Regions from separate parts of the Homo sapiens genome. Here region 2 is linked to region 1. Evidence: read pairs that join two places in POLR2A ChIA-PET (ENCODE). Cell type or tissue: OCI-LY7. All regions are shown on one strand. Each heading gives the region's core, and the rest is flanking DNA. Links, peaks and the distances in the headings are about the cores only. Region 1 overlaps MYLK3 (myosin light chain kinase 3). Region 2 overlaps VPS35 (VPS35 retromer complex component).

The links. Peaks named below come from ENCODE experiments on the same cell type or tissue, not always from the same donor. Only the 100,000 strongest peaks of a DNase experiment are listed, where the experiment ranks them.
Region 2: POLR2A ChIA-PET joins it to region 1 with 5 read pairs; 2 of 35 experiments call an interaction of 5 or more read pairs at or near these places.

Annotation. Positions count from the first base shown.
Region 1 is chr16:46,707,669-46,713,049 of GRCh38, forward strand. MYLK3 (myosin light chain kinase 3) reads right to left here. Exons shown (of 13, transcript NM_182493.3): 10 at 4,980-5,108; 11 at 2,969-3,121; 12 at 1,871-2,003; 13 at 1-95. The coding sequence ends at 36. Among named protein-coding and RNA genes, the nearest start is that of ORC6, 21 kb to the left of the region's middle. In OCI-LY7, for the core only: no CTCF peak of the experiment used is centred there; no DNase peak of the experiment used is centred there.
Region 2 is chr16:46,655,823-46,661,203 of GRCh38, forward strand. It overlaps VPS35 (VPS35 retromer complex component), which reads right to left. Exons shown (of 17, transcript NM_018206.6): 17 at 310-4,829. The coding sequence ends at 4,650. Among named protein-coding and RNA genes, the nearest start is that of VPS35, 31 kb to the right of the region's middle. In OCI-LY7, for the core only: no CTCF peak of the experiment used is centred there; a DNase peak (open chromatin) is centred at 3,339.

The DNA.
Region 1 (5,381 bases), core at 223-5,222:
AATTTCTGGACCCATTGGAGCAGCAGAGTTGAAGATTAGGGAGAAGTTGGAAATTTCCTTAACCTGTTGGCAGCAGTCACCACATAGAAATGTTTCTTGAGGCAAGGAGAGAATAAAAGAAAAGAAAAAGCATGTATTTTAGACCAGTTGCCTTATGAAGAAACAATAAAAGGATTTAAGTGAGTCCAGCCACTGGGGTTGGTTTAAATCTGATACCTAAAGGGAAACAAGTTTCTAAAATAATTATAGAATAGTCACATGACTTTCAGGGGCATGTTGGGAGTAAATATGAAGTGGGAAGATACATCATCCTGCCCTCTTTTTTTTCTTTTTTTGGGGAGGGGGTAGGGGGGTCAGGATGGGGTCTGGCTCTGTTGTCCAGGCTGGAGTGCAGTGGCGTGATCTTGGCTCACTGCAACCTCTACCTCCTGGGCTCAAGCAATCCTCCCACCTCAGCCTCCCAAGTAGCTGGGACTACAGGCAACCACCACCACGACCAGCTAACTTTTGTCTTGTTTGTAAAGATACAGTCTCACTAGGTTACCCAGGTTTATCCTGCCCTTTTCACATGAAAAATGGAGCACCCTAGAACAGTGTCTTATTTTTATTTTTCATCAGCCTACATCATGCTTTGATAGAACAGTGTTTTTCAAATTGTGATTCACAACCGAGCAATGGGTCATGAAATCAAATTGGTGGGTTGTGAACAGCATTTAAAAAATAAAACCAAGTGGCACAGAATAGAAAATATCAGAATACATCATATTCTGTTAGAGAAAATGTTGTGATTTTTTTTTTAAACAGAGATGGGAGTCTCCCTCTGTCACCCAGGCTAGAGTACACTGGCGTGATCACGGCTCACTGCAGCCTCAAACTCCTGAACTCAAGTGATCCTCCCCATTCAGCCTCCCAAATAGCTGGAACTATAGGTGCAGGCCACCACGCCTGAGTCAAATTTTTGTTGTGTGTTTCCCGGTAAGTGTGTACATGTATAGGTATTCTTGTGTACTGGCTCCATACATAAAGGGTTTTGTTTGTGCTTTTGGATCCCCAGTGAGGATCTAAGTCCATATTAAATTGTTGGAAGCCACTTCCCTGGATCACAATTGCTTTTAAGATAGGTTTTATGTCCATGGGACTAAAGAATTCTGTTGTAAACAAAATTATAAAGTTTTAAAAGTTTAACAGGCCTTTCTTATCTCCCATTTCTGAAATGTGGAAGAATCAGGCCTCAAGCTCTAAGCAGTTAGTTCAGGAGCTTCACGATGATTGCCACTGAGAACATATGCTTAAGCTTCATTCTGTCACTTCAAGTGTCCATATAAGCACAAACCAAATGTAAGTTTTATGCCAGTTATTTTTGCTCTGTGACATTTTTAAATCAAGCTAGCAGCTTTTGACATGAGAGAGATTTTTCCCCCTAAATAATCTTTCTGTTTAGAATCAAAATGTAAGTAAAACCCTGGCTACAGGCTGGGTGCAGTGGCTCATGCCTGTAATGCCAGCAATTTGGGAGGCTGAGGCAGGAGGAGTGCTTGAAGCCAGGAGTTCAAGACCATCCTAGGCAACTTAACAAGACCCTGTCTGTGCAAAAAATATGAAAGTTAGCAAGGCATGGTGGTACATGCCTGTAGTCCCAACTACTTAGGAGGCTGAGGTGGGAGGATTGCTTGAACCCAGGAATTTAAGGTTACAGTGAACCATGATCATGCCACTATACTCCAGCCTGGGCAACAGAGCAAGACCCTGTCTATAAAAACAAACCCAAAAAGAAGAAAAAAAAAAAAAGAAAAGGAAACTTAGCTACAGTTTTTTCCAAGGACAGATTAGGATGACAAATTCCACCTTTACTAAGAGAAAAACCAAATACCTTCCATTTTCTTTGAGCTATGTATTTCTGCAGCAGTAGTTGGGATTTGAGACGAGTTTTGGATCTTGAAGCTTTGGCAGGCAAATTATTCAGCCACTCGTGTTTCAGGCACTGTGTGGCACTCATTCTGCAGCTGTGAAATCAAAGAGCAGTTAAGACTTTTAGTTGGAGTTGCCTTTTCTCATCCAAAAATCTGTTCACTTGAGTAGGAAGCCTGAGTCAGTGGAACAGATTAATCATTTAGGCAGATTCATGCCATGTACCAAAAAGGGAACTCCTTGTGTCTAAAATTCCCTTCCTTCAAAGTGCCAGAAGGTCGTCAGCAAAATGTTCTCTGACCTCTATAGGGGGAACATATTCCAGTGATTCTGGGAGGAACCACTTCCCAGAGGGGGCTGAGAAGTTGAGGCAGGGCAGTAGGAAGGCTAGCTATGCCTGGAATTGCTCTTAAAGAAGCAAAAGAACAGGAAATTTGAAGGAAGCTCATTTCTCCTTCCAGAGTATAAAGCCAACTTGTTCATCTGACTTAGAATTTTTTTTCCTCTCACATAACTTTTCACAGTCAGAAAGAAACAAAATTGTAAAAGTCAGGGAAATACAAGCTGTCTTAGAGCCCAGACTCCTGGGCCTTAGCCTTGGGTGGTTAATACCTTTGGTTATGTCCAGTTATTACCTTATTCTGAGTATCAAAAAACTCAAATGGCTTGACCCATGACTTTGATATAGACGCTGAAGCCTAAATAGATCTTCTTCACCAAGAAACAAGGTATTCAGATCTTTATTCTGGAAATAACATCTGCATATCTCAGTTCTTTTCTTCAACCTTAGCCTATGACAACTGATAACTTGCAGATAGGACCAATCTACATATGCTTCTTTCTAAAACTATATTTTATGCCCCTACTTGTTTGTTGTTTCATTGATTTCCTTTGTCCCTTTCTCTGTTCCCTTTATTTTTCCAAAGAAGTAGCAAACTAAGAAATCTTGAATGGAATTTGTCCACAGGAAGAAGGACCTTCACGGTCAGCAGTCCTGCCCAGCTCCCAGACCTGGGGTCCCCATCAGAAGGGCCCATGAGTGACAAGCAATGAAAGGTACCTCTTCTCTTTGACCAGCAACCGGGAAACAAAGTCCTTGGCCTCCTCCGAGAGCCCTTCAAAGGTGTCAGCATCAAAATCCCAGCTACAGTTTACAATGAAATTCATGGTCTCTGCATCTGTTTCCCCTAGAAATGGGGACAAGCCACTGAGTCTATAGAAGAGAGAAAGGACCATCAGTAGGTGGAGGCCACATTTGCCAACATGCATTGGCAGAATAGAGAAGCTTACAGAGTTCAAGTGGACCTAGCCAGAACCAAGAGGGTTCAAAATAAAAGCACCTCCACTACTTCTCCACAGGATGGAGTCCAGTGTGTTCATTAAAGGGAGGAAGCGGAAGGATTTAAAATTTGGAGGCAAGAAGAATTTTTGGAATAAGTCCCCTCTTGTGCTCACCTCTTTCCACCTCATTCCTGAAGTAAAGAGTAAAATTAGGGCCCAACTTGGTATGCCCAGTTATCAAGTACACATTGATTTAATTTTAGAAATAGAAATAGCCTTCCATGTCCTTGAGACAGCCAGGCTTATTTAGATGCTACCCAGGCCCCAAGCCAAAGGAAAATGGGCTTTATTAGGTTCCCGCCTGAGGGAGGATAGAGAATCAGGACACCCTGACGGCCAGCCTCAGGGATCTGAACTTCCCCAGCCTGGCGCAGCTCCCATATCTGAGTGCAGGGACAGTGCGCAGCAGTTACACAATAATCAGGAGACCAGAAGTAAAACATGACTTTACCTCTGAGGAAGCAGCCACGGGAAGTCCACAGCCAGACAGAGAAGAAAACAGGGAGCACAGGGGTTCAATGATGCCACAAAGGGTATCCTGCCCTGCCCCCCACCCCCTTACCCCTTCGGTGCACTCCAGCCTCATTTGGGTTTTTATTTTGTTTTGTCTTTAAACAGTGCCTCATTCTGTCACCCAGGCTGGAGTGCTATGGTGCAATCATAGCTCACCGCAGCCTCAAACTCCTGGGCTCAGGCAATCCTCCCGCCACAGCTTCCCAAAGTGCTGGGATTATAGGCATGATCCAGCTCCATTTGTACCAAAGCACCTGCATGTCTTTGCTGGAGGGCTTTCTCTCCAGCTGAAGCTTGCTTTACCCACCCAGAAGTATCAGGAAATCAATTCCACCCCATCTCCATTAGTCCACAAGGAATAACTGGTAAGAATTAGTGTATAAATACCCCCTAGATGAAATAACTCTCAGGGGGTATTCCATGATGCATTCTGGAGTTCCCCAGCAGAATGAAACTCCAGTTGCCCACAATCGGGCCTTACTCTCGATGAATACCTTTGTTATTTTCAGTTATTACTTTTATGTCTCAGTACCAAAAAATTCAATGGCTCAAGCCATAATTTTTTTTTTTTTTTTTTTGAGACATGGTCTTGCTCTGTCACTCAGGCTGGAATGCAATGGCATGATCATGGCTCACTGCAGCCTCAACTTCCCAGGCTCAAGCAATCCTCCCACCTCAGTCTCCCTAGTAACTGGGACGATAGGCACGCACCACAATGCCCAACTAATTTTTTTTGGTTTTGGTAGAGACAGGGTCTCCCTATGTTGCCCAGGTTGGTCTTGAACTCTTTGGCTCAAGCAATCCTCCCACCTTGGCCTCCCAAAGTGCTGCGATTACAGGCATGAGCCACCATGCCCAGCTCAACCCATAACTTTGATACAGCTGCTGAAGCCCAAGTAGGCCTTCCTCACCGAGAAACAGGCCTTTAGACCTTTGTTCCAGGGAATAATATCGGCACATCTCAATTTTTTCAATATTAACCTACTAAAATTATAACTTGGAAATACGACTGCCTTGTAAATATGGTAACTGGCTTGATAACATACCCTTCCCTGGCTCCTTTCCTTCCCCATCTCACTACCCTATTCCTCTATTGGGGTTTCCTGGGGTTACCTCCCAAATAGACTACTTGTGCTCAAAATTTTGCTTCTAAGATTACCCAAAGGAAGACAAATGACCCCTGTCCCCACTTCAGAGCCAGGGTGCTAAGCACTCACAGCATGTAGGTGATGACTCCCACACTCCACATGTCTGTGGGGAATGAGACAAACTCATAATTGACGACTTCTGGGGCCAGGAACTCAGGAGTGCCGAAGTTCACCTTCAGCTTCTCTCGAGGCTTGTACCTGGGGAGAAGGGGAGGGTACAAAGAAGCATGGGGTGAGGCCTGGGAGATGTGGTGCTGGGGCTCATTTCTGGTGGGATGCAGACATTCCCCACTTCCCATCAGCCATATGGCCTGGACTCCACACCCACATTACACCTGTGAATTACTGGGGAATAATCAGATCCCAGGCCCCAAACTTCTGGCTTTTCTAAGTCAGCGATAGAATCAGAAAACCACAGTCTTCCTCCTCCAGGCATTTGCTTCTTTCAGTAGTCAAATTTATGAAACAGAA
Region 2 (5,381 bases), core at 382-5,381, 52 kb before region 1:
AAAGCAAGGCGGTACAATAGGGCGAGTCCAATCTCCCTTCTCATCATGGCCAAGAACTTGGTTTTTCAGGTTTCACGGGGGTCTCCTTGGCCAAAAGGGAGTCCATTCAGTCAGCTGGGGGGCTTAAGGTTTTATTTTTAATTGACAGTACTAGTATATGAAAGTATTCCATCACCTTTGTGTATGTAATTAAAGACAAGGCTTGAAAAAACAATGATAGAACCTGATTTCTAAAAATAGATCAGGCGGATTTTACATTTTACTTTTTTTCTTACCCTTCCTCTTTTATTTTTTTTCTTTCTCCCTTCCTGTGAGCGTGCATAGATTTTACATTTTACATTTGCAAAACCATACTAGAAGATACGGCTCCTTTCCAATGCAACGTCTCTGGGTAGGTGGAGGAATGGCTGATCTCCTCTTGTCTTTGCTCTGCACATGGGAAGATAAACTCGTAATGAACATTATCAATCAGTATGCAATTCAATGGACTTTAGTTTTGGGAGCAGACTTGAATTGCAGAACTGAAGTTACAATTGGCACATCCTTGTTTATGGGAGGTCAGCAAAGCATTTGAAACCACCTTTACAAAAATTGTAACTGAGGAAATTATGACAGTGAAAGAGATCAGACCCAAATGACTCCATCTTGCTTCTAACCTTTAAGCTGTCCTTGTTCATTCCTGGGCATAGGTAGAACTAACCTTGGGAAGTAATTTATAGTTTGACTCTCAAACACAATTGATAATACCCCTTTCCCAGCAGTTATGAAGCGTCCAAAGGTTTCCTTGTGTTTCTATTTCTCTAAGTGAAAATGGATTTAAGTCACAGCCTAAGATTTTACTTATTTGAAGACACTACTGATGCAAGCCTGAACACAGCAATGAGTGGTACAATATACAATCTGGCTGGGCAAGGTGGCTCATGCCTGTAATTCCAGCACTTTGGGAGGCTGAGCCAGGTGGATCACAAGGTCAGAAGTTCGTGACCAGCCTGGCCAACATGGTGAAACCCCCATCTGTACTAAAAATACAAAAATTAGCCAGGCATGGTGGTGCACGCCTGTAATCCCAGCTACTCGGGAGGCTGAGGCAGGAGAATTGCTTGAACTGGGGAGGCGGAGGTTGCAGTGAGCCAAGATCGCACCACTGCACTCCTGCTTGGGTGACAGAGCAAGACTCCGTCTCAAAAAAATAAAATATACAGTCCCTCTCCAGAGATTTTGGAAGCATGGACCATTTTGTTGGACAATGCAGGGTGCCCTACTGGAGTAATCAGCAATACAAGACCACAAGCCAGGAAACATTTGTCTTTAATCAAACCTAAGGCAAGTCACTACTCTTGGGAATTCAAGTGTATGGTAAATGTGTAGATACTGGCACCTGAATCAGTGTCTGTTGTCCATGCCTACAGCATCCCCATAGGACAAACCCCAGCAAACAGGAAGGTCTCCTGCACAGATTTCTCTACCTTTCATTTACAATATGCAGTCTGGAATTCCCATTGTCAAAGACAATTCTGTTGGGAAATCCTTTCTGCTTGAGCTTATTACCTTGAGGTCTCTGAATGAGAGAGCAAATGTTAACAGAAGACCCCTCTGGAACCTAGACTTTGTGTTTAAATCCCCTCAGTGCCTGTGGTGGTGCATTTATTCCTTGAGGTCTGTCACATTTCTCAATGCCTTTGAGAGCTGCACACGAACTGTACACAAGTGCTCATCATTCTCCTTCTAGGTGCTCTGGTGCCTGATCAACTCAAACGCCTCTCTCTTTGAGCAGTGTCTATCAGCAGGGGCTGTTTTTGCAGTTCATTAACCTGATGACCACCAATTTCAGGCTTGAGGATGAGTCAGAAACATGAATTTCTAGGCAAAGAAGGGATCATCTGGACTCTAAGAATCACTGGTTTCCTGGGTAGAGGCAGGAAAGGGAGGGTAGGAAAGTCTAACACGGCAGGCATCTCTCATCCAGTCACAGCATCTTCCTAGATGTGTCCCCCCAAACTATCCCCTAGTCTTGGAATTTAATGCCATTCAGCACCAAGCCTGCCCTGGTTCAGCGTTTCCATCCACCTGTGAGGGATTCCCCACCACACCCCAATTAAGGACAGGTACTTTTTTGTAAGACACAATAAAAATTACTAAAAAAGGAGAACAGGGAATAGCAGACACACAAAGCACAAAGCCAAATATTTATTACATCCAATAGACATAAAATTACTCTGTCAAATTGCTATAAAGGGTTTTAAATGCTAAGTCAATTTCTAAATATCTATTTCACTACAGGCAGCCAAGAGTATAACTTGCTTCAGCCCATGGGTCTGAGGAGCCTGGGACTGCAGGCCAAAGCACTGGCCTCAGAAGGCTAAATAAACTATTGGACTTGATGTTCCATGAGAATTCATACAACCCTCTGCAGAACTTCCCCATCCCCAATCCCTCAAAGCTCTTCTTCACTGCTCTCCTGCACAAACCCTTACCATCTTCTGTAACTACAGGTCTGTCTTCACAGCAGACTAACGTTCTTGAAGCTAGAGGCTATGATCTTCTTCACCTTTAGATTCAGTGCCTAACTATATCTGGTACCCAGTTTTTGTTCAACAAAAAAAATCTGTAAGTTAAGGATACTAGCAGTGCTTTTGTTTCACTTTTATTTACTTTTGTTGGTTTATTATTTTTAAAATTGGGTTTACCTCAACCCAGAAAATAAGAGATAATTTACACACTGTACTGACATTACCTTACTTGCAAACCAAGCTCTCCAACTCAAGTGTTCTTGACTCATGTCTTTTCTACTATTCCAGTTGTATTTCACAAAACATGTAAATAATATGGACATGTCAAGCCATAATCAGGTTTATACGGGGTAAACTAACACCTACAAAGAACAGAAAGGGTTTGCTGGACTATGACATACCACAGAATGGCTTAACATTTGATACATTTTAGTGGTACTAATTTTATAACTTTGGGAAACATCTGTTCATGTAAAGCCCAGCAAGGGCTAGTCATCAAGTGCTAGCAATGGGAGGGCAGATGGTGAGGGGTTAAGTGATGTAGTCATTTGAAAATGTCTATAAATTTTCCCTTTAAGAGGTGGAGCTTAATTCTCCTTACCCTTGAATATAGGCTAGACTTAGTGACTCCCCACTTACAGAATAAGGCAAAAATGAGCATGTCACTTCCACAGGGAGGCCACTGAAAGGCACTGTGGTTTCCTTCTTGCTTTCATACTCAGGGGAAAGCCAGCCACCATGCTGTGAGGACACTCTATGGAAGGGCCGTCAAGGAGAGGAACTGGGGCCTCTGCCCTCAAGGAAAGGAACTTAGGCCTCTGCCCTCAAGGAGAGGAACTGGGGCCTCTGCCCTCAAGAAGAGGAACTGGGGCCTCTGCCTAACAGCCAGGTCAGTGAGCAGAAAAGTCAGCCCCAGTCAAAGCATCAGATGACTGCAGCCCCAACCAGTATCTTGTTTGCAACCTTACACCACACTCTTTGCCAGAACCACCAGCTAAGCTGCTCCCAAATTCCTGATCCAGAGACCTGTGAGATAAATGTTTGCTGTTTTAAGACAGTAAGTTTTGGGATGGTTTATTATATAGTAGGTAACTAGTATCGGTGGTGAGCCTTTGGGGGGTTTATGTGAATTCATCATGCCTTGGGAAAAGCAGGGTAAAGTTGAGGAAAGAAAAGGGGTATAAATGACTAAAAGAGTAGATGCTGCCTTGTTCAACAAGTGCTTAAAACTAGAGTTAAGTGAGCTCTGTGAATATATGAGAATGACTATTAAACTCTATAGCCATACTACTAGTACTTTTTATCAATTAAAGATAGTATGAAAGGGGAAAAAAAGCTCCAAAATTGTTAATAGCATCTTTATTGTTTCACTGGTGCAAAAAAAAAAATCATAATTGTGATGCATTTCCTGCTAAATTTACAATGAAGGTGATACATAAATTATATAGATCACAAGTTTTCTTTTATACTATTTAAAACCCAATTATATTGATAAATATGTCCAGAGGACAACATGGGTTCTTAATGGATGGCTGAGTCCAAATATGCAAAATATAGCTTCTGGTTTTGACCATGGTGCTTTAAAATTCTCAAACATGCATTAATATATTCTAGTTTTAGGGAAAATCTTACACATGGCCTTATCTTGCAATTTAGGGGAAAGCCCAAGATGAATTTCACATACAGTATTCCTTTCTTCTAAATTAATCTCAAACTGGACTAGAAAACAAGAGACAGACGCTTTTGGGTTAGTACTCCCCAGGAATGAAGAAAATACACAATCAACAATGAAGCAAACAAACAAACAAAAAAAAGGAGAGCTTCATTAGTAGCCAAGATAAGTGCTTGTGGGTTTTGTGTTTTTTTTTTTTTTTTTTTTTACAGATCACAGGAATTTTAAATTGCAGATCAGTCATGCTACTTGGGGTGATCAGAAAGACTTGAACACTTACCAAGTGAATAATTTTATTAAGGTCCTGAAGGTGAGTGTCCGGAGGTGCTGGGTAAAACACATCACAGGTAAGAAATGGGAAACCTACCTCAGCATTTCTGAAAGGCACAATCTATGGAAGGGAAACCTAGCGTAATAAAACCCTCACTGGATGTACATGGAAAGGAGTATGGTGAGCTATTTCCTTTTTAAAGGATGAGACCTTCATAAATTGGCCCCTCGGATTCTGGTGATTCCCGCCGCAAGCGCAAATGCTCCAGTGTGTTATGAAAATGTTTGTTAATCTGCTCTGTTTCTTCACTGGATTCAAGATTCGGGAGGTCTTCTCGAATCTTTTGGATAAGCTGGTTTAAAACCTGAATTGTTACCTACAAAAGAATATGTACAAATTCATGATCAAGCACGTACCACAAAAAATGAAAGGCAATTTAATAAAACTGTTTTGAGGAGCTTCTGTTACACTCATCAATTACCTGAGTAATTATGAAAAAAGAAAGATGGGGATACAATTCCTAGTTTGAACAATTACTGACTATCAAAAAAAAAAAAAAAAAAACAACCCTTTAAAACAAGCAAAATTGGCTCGGCTCAGTGGCTCATCCCTGTACTCCCAGCACTTTGGGAGGCTGAGGTGGGCAGATCACTTGAAGTCAGGAGTTTTGAGACCAGCCTGGCCAACATGGTGGAACCCCATCTCTAGTAATAATACAAAAATTAGCTGGGCGTGGTGCCGGGCGCCTATAATACCAGCTATTCAGGAGGCTGAGGCATGAGAATTGCTTGAACCTGGGAGGCAGAGGTTGCAATGAGCTGAGATTGCCACTGCACTCCAGCCTGGGTGACAGAGCCAGACTCTGTCAAAAAAAGAAAAACAAGCAAAATTTTATTTAACTTACAAATCTTGACCAAAACTGTATTGC